Linked DNA regions of Homo sapiens: region 1 is linked to region 2. A link is an interaction called in ENCODE POLR2A ChIA-PET data of the cell type or tissue named here. Cell type or tissue: HepG2. All regions are shown on one strand. Each heading gives the region's core, and the rest is flanking DNA. Links, peaks and the distances in the headings are about the cores only. Region 1 has its middle 110 kb from the start of SH3BP4. Region 2 overlaps LOC101927896 (a long non-coding RNA gene).

The links. ChIA-PET counts read pairs that join two places held together with the same protein. Peaks named below come from ENCODE experiments on the same cell type or tissue, not always from the same donor. Only the 100,000 strongest peaks of a DNase experiment are listed, where the experiment ranks them.
Region 1: POLR2A ChIA-PET joins it to region 2 with 6 read pairs; 2 of 35 experiments call an interaction of 5 or more read pairs at or near these places.

What each region holds. Positions count from the first base shown.
Region 1 is chr2:235,062,879-235,068,254 of GRCh38, reverse strand. No RefSeq gene overlaps it. Among named protein-coding and RNA genes, the nearest start is that of SH3BP4, 110 kb to the right of the region's middle. In HepG2, for the core only: no CTCF peak of the experiment used is centred there; no DNase peak of the experiment used is centred there; H3K27me3 peaks cover 1,687 bases.
Region 2 is chr2:234,860,457-234,865,832 of GRCh38, reverse strand. The region is part of intron 2 of LOC101927896 (a long non-coding RNA gene); the gene reads left to right. Among named protein-coding and RNA genes, the nearest start is that of SH3BP4, 89 kb to the left of the region's middle. RefSeq lists enhancers at 2,134-2,428, 2,275-2,847. In HepG2, for the core only: no CTCF peak of the experiment used is centred there; a DNase peak (open chromatin) is centred at 2,292.

The DNA of each region.
Region 1 (5,376 bases), core at 286-5,285, 200 kb before region 2:
ACACTTCCTAGCTGTGTGACCTTGGGAAAGTTACTTAACCCCCCTGTGCCTCATTTTTTTTTAAACTATACTTTAAGTTCTGGGGTACATGTGCAGAACGTACAGTTTTGTTAATTCTGTCTACTTTACAGGCTATTGCCAGAGTCAAATGAGCTAAAAATCTCTAAAGTGCTTAGGACTGTGATGGGCACAGGGTAAGTGCTAAGTGAGCCTTGGCTGTTATTAGTCCGGGTGGCCTAGGAATAAAACTGGAGCCGCTTTTGCTTCTGTAGTCATGGTGTTGCCCAGGGTAAGGAATGCCAGGAACTGGGCTTGTCTCAGAACCCTCCTTGAACCTGGTGGAGACACACACACAGACACACACACACACACACACACACACACACACGAATACCTCACCTGCATACCTCCCAGGGACTTACAGAGGCCTACTACACAGGTACCAGTGTGCAAAAGGGACCTGAGCAAAGTCCTGTCTGAAGATTGGCATCAGCCAGATGTGAGGACTGTGGATCTGCCCGTGTGGTACCTTCCACAGAGACAGGGAGCCTCTGTCCATCCAAACAGCCATGGCCCTTAGTCCCTGAACACATAGCCTCAGGTCAGCCCCAGGCCTTAGCCTGGCCAGGGGCACATGCTGTCCTGTTTCGGAGTTTCCAGCAAGGGGATAAAAATCACTCTCTCAGGCCAGGCGCGGTGGCTTATGCCTGTAAACCCAGCACTTTGGGAGGCCGAGACGGGCGGATCACAGGAGGTCGGGGGTTCAAGACCAGCCTGATCAACATGGAGAAACTCCATATCTACTAAAAATACAAAAAATTAGCTGGGTGTGGTGGCACATGCCTGTAATCCCAGCTACTCAGGAGGCTGAGGCAGGAGAATTGCTTGAACCCGGGAGGCGGAGGTTGCGGTGAGCCGAGATCGCGCCATTACACTCCAGCCTGGGCAACAAGAGCGAAACTCCGTCTCAGAAAAAAAAAAAAAAATCACTCTGTGATGCACAGAAAGCCTGAGACAGACACTGGGTAGAGAGAGGGGTCCATTGCTAAGCCCTGGCTGGCTTCTTTATCCCTCTCAGCAGGGGCAGCCCAACAGGTCCCAGTCACGTGGTCTGCATCAAGCAGGCTCCCTGAACACGACTGCCTGGATTTTAATTAAAGTTCAGCAGGAGGTGACTGCAAGTCCAACAATGATTGGAAGCCAGGAGGTGCAGAGGGAAGAGGCTGGAGCTGTGGCTGCTGAAATATTTAGAAATCACAAACAGAATCCCCCCTCCTCCCCTCCTCTCCAGACACGGAAGTCATTTGTTTCTTTTCTGTCTAGAATTTTACCAAAAAAATCAAAAATGGAGCTTGTCCTCACACTTTAGGACACGGAAGAATCCGATGGAAAGCTTGCTAAATTGCAGATTCCTGGGCCTCCACAGGCATCAGATTCAGGAGGCCTGGGAAGGTCTTGGAAGCTGCATTTTTAGCAGGCTTTCTCCTGCTGAGTTTTCTTCAGGAGCTCCATGGGCTACACTTAAAGACACAGACGAGTGGTCACAGCAACTATGTTTTCAGAATGATATTAAATAGTGGAATTCTTTCATTTTCTCCAGATTACTAGGCTGGTAGCCAGTCGGCCTCCTCTCAGAGCTGTGAATGAAAGAAAATACATGGAAATCCAAGATAATAATTATATTTCAACCAGAGCTCTGTTGTGATCTGGCTGACTTGCAAAATGCCCAAATAAGATACTTTTATAAAAATTTCAATAATGTGGCTGGGTGCCATGGCTCATGCTTGTAATCCCAGAACTTAGGGGGTTCGAGGTAGGAGCATGGCTTGAGGCCAGTAGTTCGAGACCAGCCTAGGCAACATGGCAAGATCTCATCTCCACTAAAAGTTAAAAAAGAAAAAAAAATAGCCGAGCATGGTGGTGGCACACAGCTGTGGTCCCAGCTACTTGGGAGGCTGCAGTGGGAGGATCACTTGAGCCCAGGAGGTTGAGGCTGCAGTGAGCTGTGATGGTACCACTGCACTCCAGCATGGGTAACAAGAAAGAGACTGCCAAAAAAAAAAAAATTCAATAATGTAAGGAAAACATATTTTTTTAAAAAATGTATTTATTTATTTATTTATTTTAAGATGGGGTCTCGTTATGTTGCCCAGACTGGCCTCGAACTCCTGGCCTCAAGCAATGCTCCCATCTCAGCCTCCCAAAGTGTTGGGATTACAGGCATGAACCACTGTGCCTGGCTTAGAAAACGTATTTTTAGGACATTTTGAAAATAGTGATACTAGTAATGACACTAAGAAACTGCTTTGTTTGAAGTGAAGTGTGAGTAACCATACAAAGCTCTTTCATTGAAGGAGAGAAAGCTGCCTGACTACAGCAAAGTACTTTAATAATATTTGAAGTAGGATTTTGGAATATTGTTACATGCACGTCACAAACAGAAAATGGAGTTGTTTTTGCTTGGATATGAATTTCTGAATGCAAAAAAATTATCCTTGTTCTGATATTCTTGTGCCTGGCATAGTGACATCAACCTTTGGTATATCTCTGTATAAACCTAATATTCTGTATAAACCTAATATTTATGGTTTATTCTGTATAAACCTAATATTTGAAAAATGATAGCTATCTCCCAGGTCCTGGGAAAAAATCCGTAAATCTCCAGGGTCCGTGTGAATTATTTTTAAGTAGGTCGAGTGCCCTGAGTCCCTCAACACACATCCCCTTTCCTGTCTTTAATTTCTCAGCTCATCTATCCATGGAAAATGTGATAATGAGGAATATGTAAAGGTGTTGTACAAAGCTCCTGGAAGAACTGGAATCTGACTTTCTAAAGATATTTTTAATGCATAATAATATACTTATGAATTCACTGGCTGTGCAAAGAATCCACGCTGTCCAGCACTCCCATAAACAGGCACAGAATTGCGTTTGTACCTGTCAGTGTTACAGGTTGTTATGCTGATCTGTCGGTGTGAATTTTGCTGTAAATTCCTCATTCTGTGTATGTTGGTTCTAACCAGGCTCGGGATAAAAAATGTAAGTGACTCAGTTCTCTGGATCTTTTCTCTCCTAGACAAAAAGGATGGCTCTGAGCCTCCTGGAGTTGCCAGGCAACCTCCCTATCCCCCCTCTGCCTGCCTTGGGCTGGCTCAGGTGTCAGGGGACTGTTCAGAGAGAACTTTCAACCCCCAGAAAGCTCACCTGAGGCTACAGATGTCCACCAAGCGTACCCACACTTGCTATTCTCTCCTACGTGGGATCGTCTACACCCTGGGTGTGAACTGATTTTGCACTTCGAGTGCAGAAAAATATGTGGGTGTGTGAAAAATAAAGCAAGCACTTGTTATTCCAAAGTGTGAGCTTCAGCTGAGTTAAACATACGTAACATTATAGCGGGAAGACCAACAAACTAAAAACGAGTAGAGATGAAACTTTCTAGAACACGGTCTGGATTCACCCACAAAACATGTATTTGTTAGATTAAGAAAGAAGGAGTCGGCTGGGGGTGGTGGCTCACGCCTGTAATCCCAGCACTTTGGGAGGTCGAGGCGGGGAGATCACAAGGTCAGGAGTTCGAGACCAGCCTGGCCAACCTAGTAAAACCCCGTCTCTACTAAAAGTACAAAAAATTAGCCAGGCGTGGTGGTGGGCACCTGTAATCCCAGCTACTCCGGAGGCTGAGGCAGAAGAATCGCTTGGACCCAGGAGGCAGAAGTTGCAGTGAGCCGAGATTGTGCCACTGCACTCCAGCCCAGGCGACAGTGCGAGAATCCATCTCAATAAAAAAAAGAAAGGAGCACCACAAGGTACTCACAAAGCTATTCAGGCACTGGGACCTGGCCTCCATGCCCCTGAGGAAATTTCTCTGAAGATTTCATTCATCCAAGAATGTATTGAGTGTGAGGTTGAATTTATTGAGTGTGAGTCCAGCGCTGTGACATCCTCCTTGTCCAGTTCACAGTCTGTGGGGTACACCAGGCAAAGACTCAGCTGTGATACAGAGAGATTCAAGTTCTATTTGTGGTGAGGTCAGAGAGCTATGGGAAAACAAAGGAAGGACCTTTCGCAGAGGGAGCATCTGAGAAGACTCACCTAGGAGCGTGATTTGCAGAGCTGAATCCTGAAGGAGTAAACAGAGCAGGAAGTCAAGGTGTTCATCTGAAGGCAACAAAATTGCCAAGTGTTGATTCTTCACCAAAGGGGCTTATTAAAGGGGACCTGGGCGATTCACAGTAGGGCTGGGAGAGCTGAGCCCCACACTCAGTGCTAAGCTTCCAGGAACCCTGTCCAGAACTGGCCTGGTGACAAAAGTGTGGCTGCAGTGGGCGTGCCTGGCACTAGAGCAAACTGCCATGGCTGTGTGTCCCCCACAGACCCTCGGCCGGGTCAGGAGCTCACCCCCGTGACCACTGCTGCCCTGACGCTCCCGCCGGCTCTCTTCCCTCCTTCTGCATGAATCGGAGCCTCAGAGTCCAAGCTCCACGTGGTGGACTCTGGTCATACGCTTATATTTAGCTGCTAGGGAAGCTGTGAGTTTATGTTTTAAGGGTCCCAAATATAGCGAGAGAGTTTCCAAGGTGCTGAGCACACAGACGATATGACAAAGGCCACCCTCCCAGTGAGGGCAGAAATAGCCACAAGGGCAGACAGCCATGGAAATGCTGCAGGCAGGCGTCCCGTTTCTCCCTCCCTGTGTTCAACAACACAAGTCCGGAACAATGTGTGATGTATTATCGGCCAGCCTTTCACCTTACCAAGCGAGGCATTAAAACACCAAAACAACTCCTGCCACTACAATCCCCTGTCACCTTCAGTCACCAGGATATAGGACATTTTAACACGAGAAAGGAGTGAAGGGCTTAATCTCAGGATCAGAGACAGTTATTTGATGTGCATCAATGTGGCCTCATGAAAATCCTCTGTGCGCTGTCTTTTCTTCTCTCATTTTTCAGGTACCAGTGAAAGCTTCATCGGGACCCACAATGACCTCCAAGCTGGCATTTGGGAGCCTCCATTCATCGGCTGAAACCAGGGGACTGCTGATGGCAGAGGCTAAGCAGGAGAGGGGTATGAATCCTTTTTTTTTTTTTTTTTTTGAGACAGAGTCTTGTTCTGTTGCCTAGGCTGGAGTGCAGTGGCACAGTCTCGACTCCCTGCAGCCTCTGCCTCCTGGGTTCAAGCGATCCTCCCACTTCAGCCTCCCTAGTAGCTGGGATTACAGGAGTGTGCTATCACACCCATCTAACTTTTTGTGCTTTTAGTAGAGATGAGGTTTCACCATGTTGGCTAGGTTGGTCTTGAATTCCTGACCTCAAGTGATCCACCCACCTCAGCCTCCCAAAGTGCTGGGATCATAGGTGTGAGCCACTGCAC
Region 2 (5,376 bases), core at 124-5,123:
ACTTGCAGGTCCTATGGGACAATGCAAGACAGGACATGTCTTCCAACTTCCTGGTGTCAGCGTGGCTCATTGTGTCCGGCTTCTGAAGACAGCCACTCAGTTACATGCAGGCCATGGGCCTGCTTGCTCTCACATTACCCCTTCCCCCTCACACTAGGAGAAGAGTAATGTGGTTGGCAGAATAATAACCCACCAAAGATGTCTGTGTCCTAATTCCTGGAAATTGTGAATATGTTACCATACATGGCAAAGGGGAATTAAGGTTGCAGATTGAATTAAGGTTGCTAATCAATGAGCTTAAAATAGCAAGATCATCCTAGATTCCCTGCATGGGCCCAATATGATCACAAGATTCCTTATAAATAGAAGCAGCAGGAAGAAGTCAGAGGGATGCAGCGTGGGAGGACACAGCTGGCCAGTGCTGGCTCTGACGATGGAGGAAGGGGCCATGAGCCAAGGAAAGTGGTGGCCTCTGGAGGGAACGCAGCCCTCCTGAAACCTTGATCGAGCCTAGTAAGATCCATATCAGATCTCTGACCTCCAGAACAATGAGATAATGAGTTTGGGTTGTTCTAAGTTCCTATGTTTGTGGTCTTTTGTTACAGCAGCAATAGGAAACTGATACAGGCATGATTACCCACACTGTAGAGATTCTCAACAAAGACTTACAGAAACCACATAAGTTGCCCAAATCAGCAACATTCACAAGCAAAAATGACAGAGCTGCCATTTGGTCCCAGGCCCTGCAACTCTAGAATCTATGCAGTTCGACCCCCTGGTGCTGGCTGTTTGTCAGGCACTAGTGTTATTTTCTTACTCTGGAATTAGACTCGGCAAAAGTTAGAAACACCCGTATGAATGGGAGATAGAGGATGACCCCCGTGGCTTGGGATGTGTCCTGACAGGGACATTGTGTCATTGTTGCTAGACACAGCCAGGAGTAACTCAATATAAATGCAAAACTGGAGTTTTCTGGGGAAGGATAAAATAATAATAGAATTAAACTCACCATTTGATAAAACTGCAAGGGCTGTGTCTCAATTCCACCTGGCTTCCTGTCCCGGGCAGTGTGGAGGCAGAGTTCAAACTTAGGAATATTCAGAAACTGCTGAGCCAAAGGCCATGAATATTTATGAGGTGTCAGGGCTCGCCGGGTGCTGTCATGTTGGCTGGAGGAGCATGATGTGCCAGGTTTGGGTTGCTCTGCCCTCCGTCCCTGCATAATGAACTGAAGGGTGCCCTGACTTCAGCTTCTCCATCCGTCCATATGCTAAGCTAGCATTAATCCTTTCCCTGGGGCTTCATCTCATATCACTGAGTTTTTTTCCAAATGCCACCAGGGGGAAAGGTTGCATGGGCATCTCTGTCAGCTTCGTTTTTAACAAAATGACCATATTTGTGTTTTTAGCTGTCTTCTTTGTGGCCTAAGGAATTGCCTGAAGCATTCTCAGGGCCAGCCATAAGGCATGGGGCTGGGCTGGGCTGCGTTGGACAGAGATCCCTCATTCCATCTCCTCTTCTATCAGAGGAACTCCACATTTATCTGTTTTGCTTTTTGAGCTTCCCCACGAGGTTTTATTTCAAGAAGACCATCTGCTGCTACAAAAAGCTTGAGAACAATTGATTAAAAAAAAAAAAAAAACCCTATGATGGTGAAACTCTATGGGAAATTTATCAGACAATAAGTATTGACTTTACTATACACCAGGCACTTTTCTGTCACCGGAACGGAGCATCGAATAAAAGAGACAAAGATTCCTGCTTTCAAGGAGCTTACAATTTTAGTAAAGTAAAACATGATACCCTAAAAAATAATCATGGGGGGACATGTGGATGCGCCTGTCTTCTGGGCTTTCTTGGGCCTCCTAGATTGGATGTTAGCTTGGGGTCACTTTCACTCTTGGAGCATGTGTTTTCTTGCCCCTTCCTGTTATTTGATGACCTTAGGCTGCCCCACCCCCAGAAGTCCTGGAAGTCCTGGGAGTGTCCCTTGTGGACTCTGGCCCTCCTTCCCCAGGCACCCAGGTGCTTCTCTGACCCCTGTGGGCCCTTCCTGGGGTGAGGTGGTGGGGGCGGGTCACATATGGGAGCACAGCTGAGGGCTGCTTTGGGAAGAAGCAGGGATGAAGCCCCTCTCCCCGTCTGGCACCCCCAGGGTCTGACTGACTTGTGATGAGCACACCTCTTTTCATCTTGGCTCCAAGTCATTTCTCCCAGGATTTCAGCCAGATTCCATGGGCTGGATCAGGGTCACGTGGGCTGGACTCGGAGTGTGTCGTCCTCGGATGACTAAGGCTTTGTTCCGGCCTGACCTTGCCTGCCTGGCTCTCTTCCCTTGGGAAAATTCTCTTCCAAGAGGCTCGTCTGTCAATCCCCCCTCAGAATGGGCTTCAGCCGGGCAGTCTCACCAGTTTATCAGACAAGCCCTGTCTTGCCCCCATGTCACAGGTGCAGCTTTTCCTCATGACATGACCCCTCCCTACACAAGTCTTCTGCCCTTAACCTGAGGGGGAGTTTCTCTCCTCCCCACGTAGGCCACGAAGTGGAGCAGCTGCCCTCTCTTCACTTCACCTCCATGCTCCCAAACAACATTGTCGCTTTTAAGACAGTCACCACTGAGAACGCTGGGCAAGTCCCAGAGGCTTACGAAATTTTACAGAGCGCATCCTTAGACCTGCAGACTACGGGGGGAATAAAGCCTCTCCTTCAGTTTGCAGATGGAACTGAAAGAATTTCTACACAGTAAACAGATTCACCTGAACTGGCCGAGTCTCAGCAAGGTCTTATTGAATTCTAACACACAGTGTAACAGTCAAAAGTAATTCCGCTTTTACCTGGGCCTCTTGAAGGACAGTAAAGATGATCTAATCTTAGTCCCTGGCAGCTTTCCTTAAACCCACTGCACTCACCCTCCAGTGTTCTCAGACCGCACCCTCCCCTTCCCTGGTCCCCCAGCCTCAGCCCCGGTCTGCACATCGTGTTCCTCAAGCTTTCCTCCCCTCTTGGATTGGAGGATGGAAGGTTGGAAAAGCTCACATTAATACATTATGTTCCGGCTCATCCCTTTTTTAGTTTTATTTATTTATTTTTTGAGAGTCTGGCTCTGTTGCCCAGGCTGGAGTGCAGTGGCATGATCTGGGCTCATTGCAACTCTGGCTCGAGTGATCCTCCCACCTCAGCCTCCTAAGTAGCTGGGACCACAGACATGTGCTAGCATGCTCAGCTAATTTTTGTATTTTTTTAGAGATGGGGTTTCCCCATGTTGCCCAGGCTGGTCTCGAACTCCTGGACTCAAGTGATCCACCTGCCTCGACCTCCCAAAGCGCTGGGATTATAGGTGTGAGCCACTGTGCCCTGGTCCCTTTTAAAAATTCTTGGTGGAGCCAGTTCAAACTCCCAATGTCGCTCAATCTGGTTTCTCTCTCCTGTGAAGTCGCTTTCCTCTGCCACTGCAGCTCCAGAGGCCTGAGGACAAATGTCAAGGTCAAGGGTAGCAGAGCTGCTGTCTCGTGGCCCAGACTGACCTGCTGGCTTTCCCCTGGTCCTTGCCTTTCTTTCTTAAGGACAGTGGCTTGCGGGGGAGGTGGACTGGTAGGAACAAGTCAGATGTTGTTGGCACTTGTGTCTTGTTTCGTGCATGTGATGTCTTAAACAATTTTATTACATTCAAAGCAGTGCATTTTACATGAAAACCCAGGTTTCTGGCATGTCTTGAGAAGCTGGGACATTTGGTGACTCCGTGTCCCCAGGGAGCAGTCAGCTGAGAAGGTTCCCTTAGACCCAGTTTGTTTCTTCAGTTCACACAGTCCTGCTTGGCCCACGCGCTCCTTTTCCTGTCCAGCCCCTGCAGGCATTTGAGTTTTCAAGCTTGCCTTTGTTGTAATGGCTTTGGAATAGCTTGCATTATTTATAGTGCTCCCATTTAGTTTCTGTAGGCCACACACATTTTGACCCAAGTAAGAACTGTATACCCAGATATTAAGAGGGGCAGGGAGGAGATGAAGGTCTCCAATTGCCTACCCTTGTAATTCCTTACTGCTGGTTCAAGTCAGGGAGATTCTTCCAACAGTGCCCCTTCCTCAAAATGCAGGTGGCTGGGGAAGATGATGGCATGGCTTCTCTTGGACCAGGTCCTGGCTGCCCTGGACATCATTTCTGTTGCTTAGGTTGAGTCGTGGGTTCATGTGGGGTCTCGAACACCATCAGGCAATGGTGGTGAACCCCACCGCCCCTAAACGCGATGCAGCCTTCTTGGAGTGCTTTGCTCAGTCTCCTTCCACCTGAGCAAGGCAGCTCTCCACAGGCCCCTGCCCCGGCACTGGCATGCAAGAAGCAAAAAGAAAGCCTTCACAGCATTATTTCTTTCTAAGATTCAAGTGAAAGTCGGCACCTAATGGCTTTTGGCACAGTTGTTTCTTCTTTAGGGACACACATATTGTACAGTGGAATTCAAAACATTTCTATGGTTAGGTTGTGCTAAACAGTATAAAATTCTTCCACATTTTAAAAGAAGGCATAGCCCTTAGCTAAACCATGGATACTTCAATAGAATGTTTTAAAACTTTTTGTTTTTAAAAAAACTATAGATTCATAGGAATTGCAAGAACAGCGTAGAGCAGATTTGTGTGTGCTTTACCCAGTCTCCCCCAATACTAATATCTTATAGATTTGTAATATGCGACGGGAACTCATGTTAAAACCTAATCCCCCCTGTGAAAGTATTAAGGGGTGGGAAATCTGACTATGGTATTGGAGAGGTGGGACCTTTGGGAAGTGAGGATGGAGCATTAGTGGCTCTTTTATAAGAGGAGAAAGAGATACTTAAGCCAGCATGCTCAGTCCCCTCACCATGTGATGCCCTGCACCACCTCGGGACTCTGCGGAGAGTCCCCACCAGCAAGAAGGCCCTCACCAGATGCAGCCTCTAGACTTTGGAATTCGCAGCCTCTGGAACTCTAAGGAATAAATTTCTTTTCTTTATTAATTACTCAGTCTTAGGTATTCCAGTTATAGCAACAGAAAATGCACTGAGACAGTACAATATCAAAACCAAGAAATTGACCTAGGTACAATCCACAGATCTTATTCAGATTTCATGCACTCGTGTGTGTGTGTTTCTAAGCAATTTTGTCACATGTGTAGATTTCTATAACCACCACCTCAATCAAAATACAGAACTGCTCCAACCCTCCCAATATCTCTCATGCTGCCCTCTTATTGTCACATTCGTTCTCCTCTACCAACCCTATGCAACCACTAGTCTGTAAATAAAATTATATCATATTCACCCTTTTAGAGATTGGCTCTTTTAGGCTGGGCGCGGTGGCTCATGCCTATAATCCCAGCACTTTGGGAGGCCGAGGCGGGTGGATAACC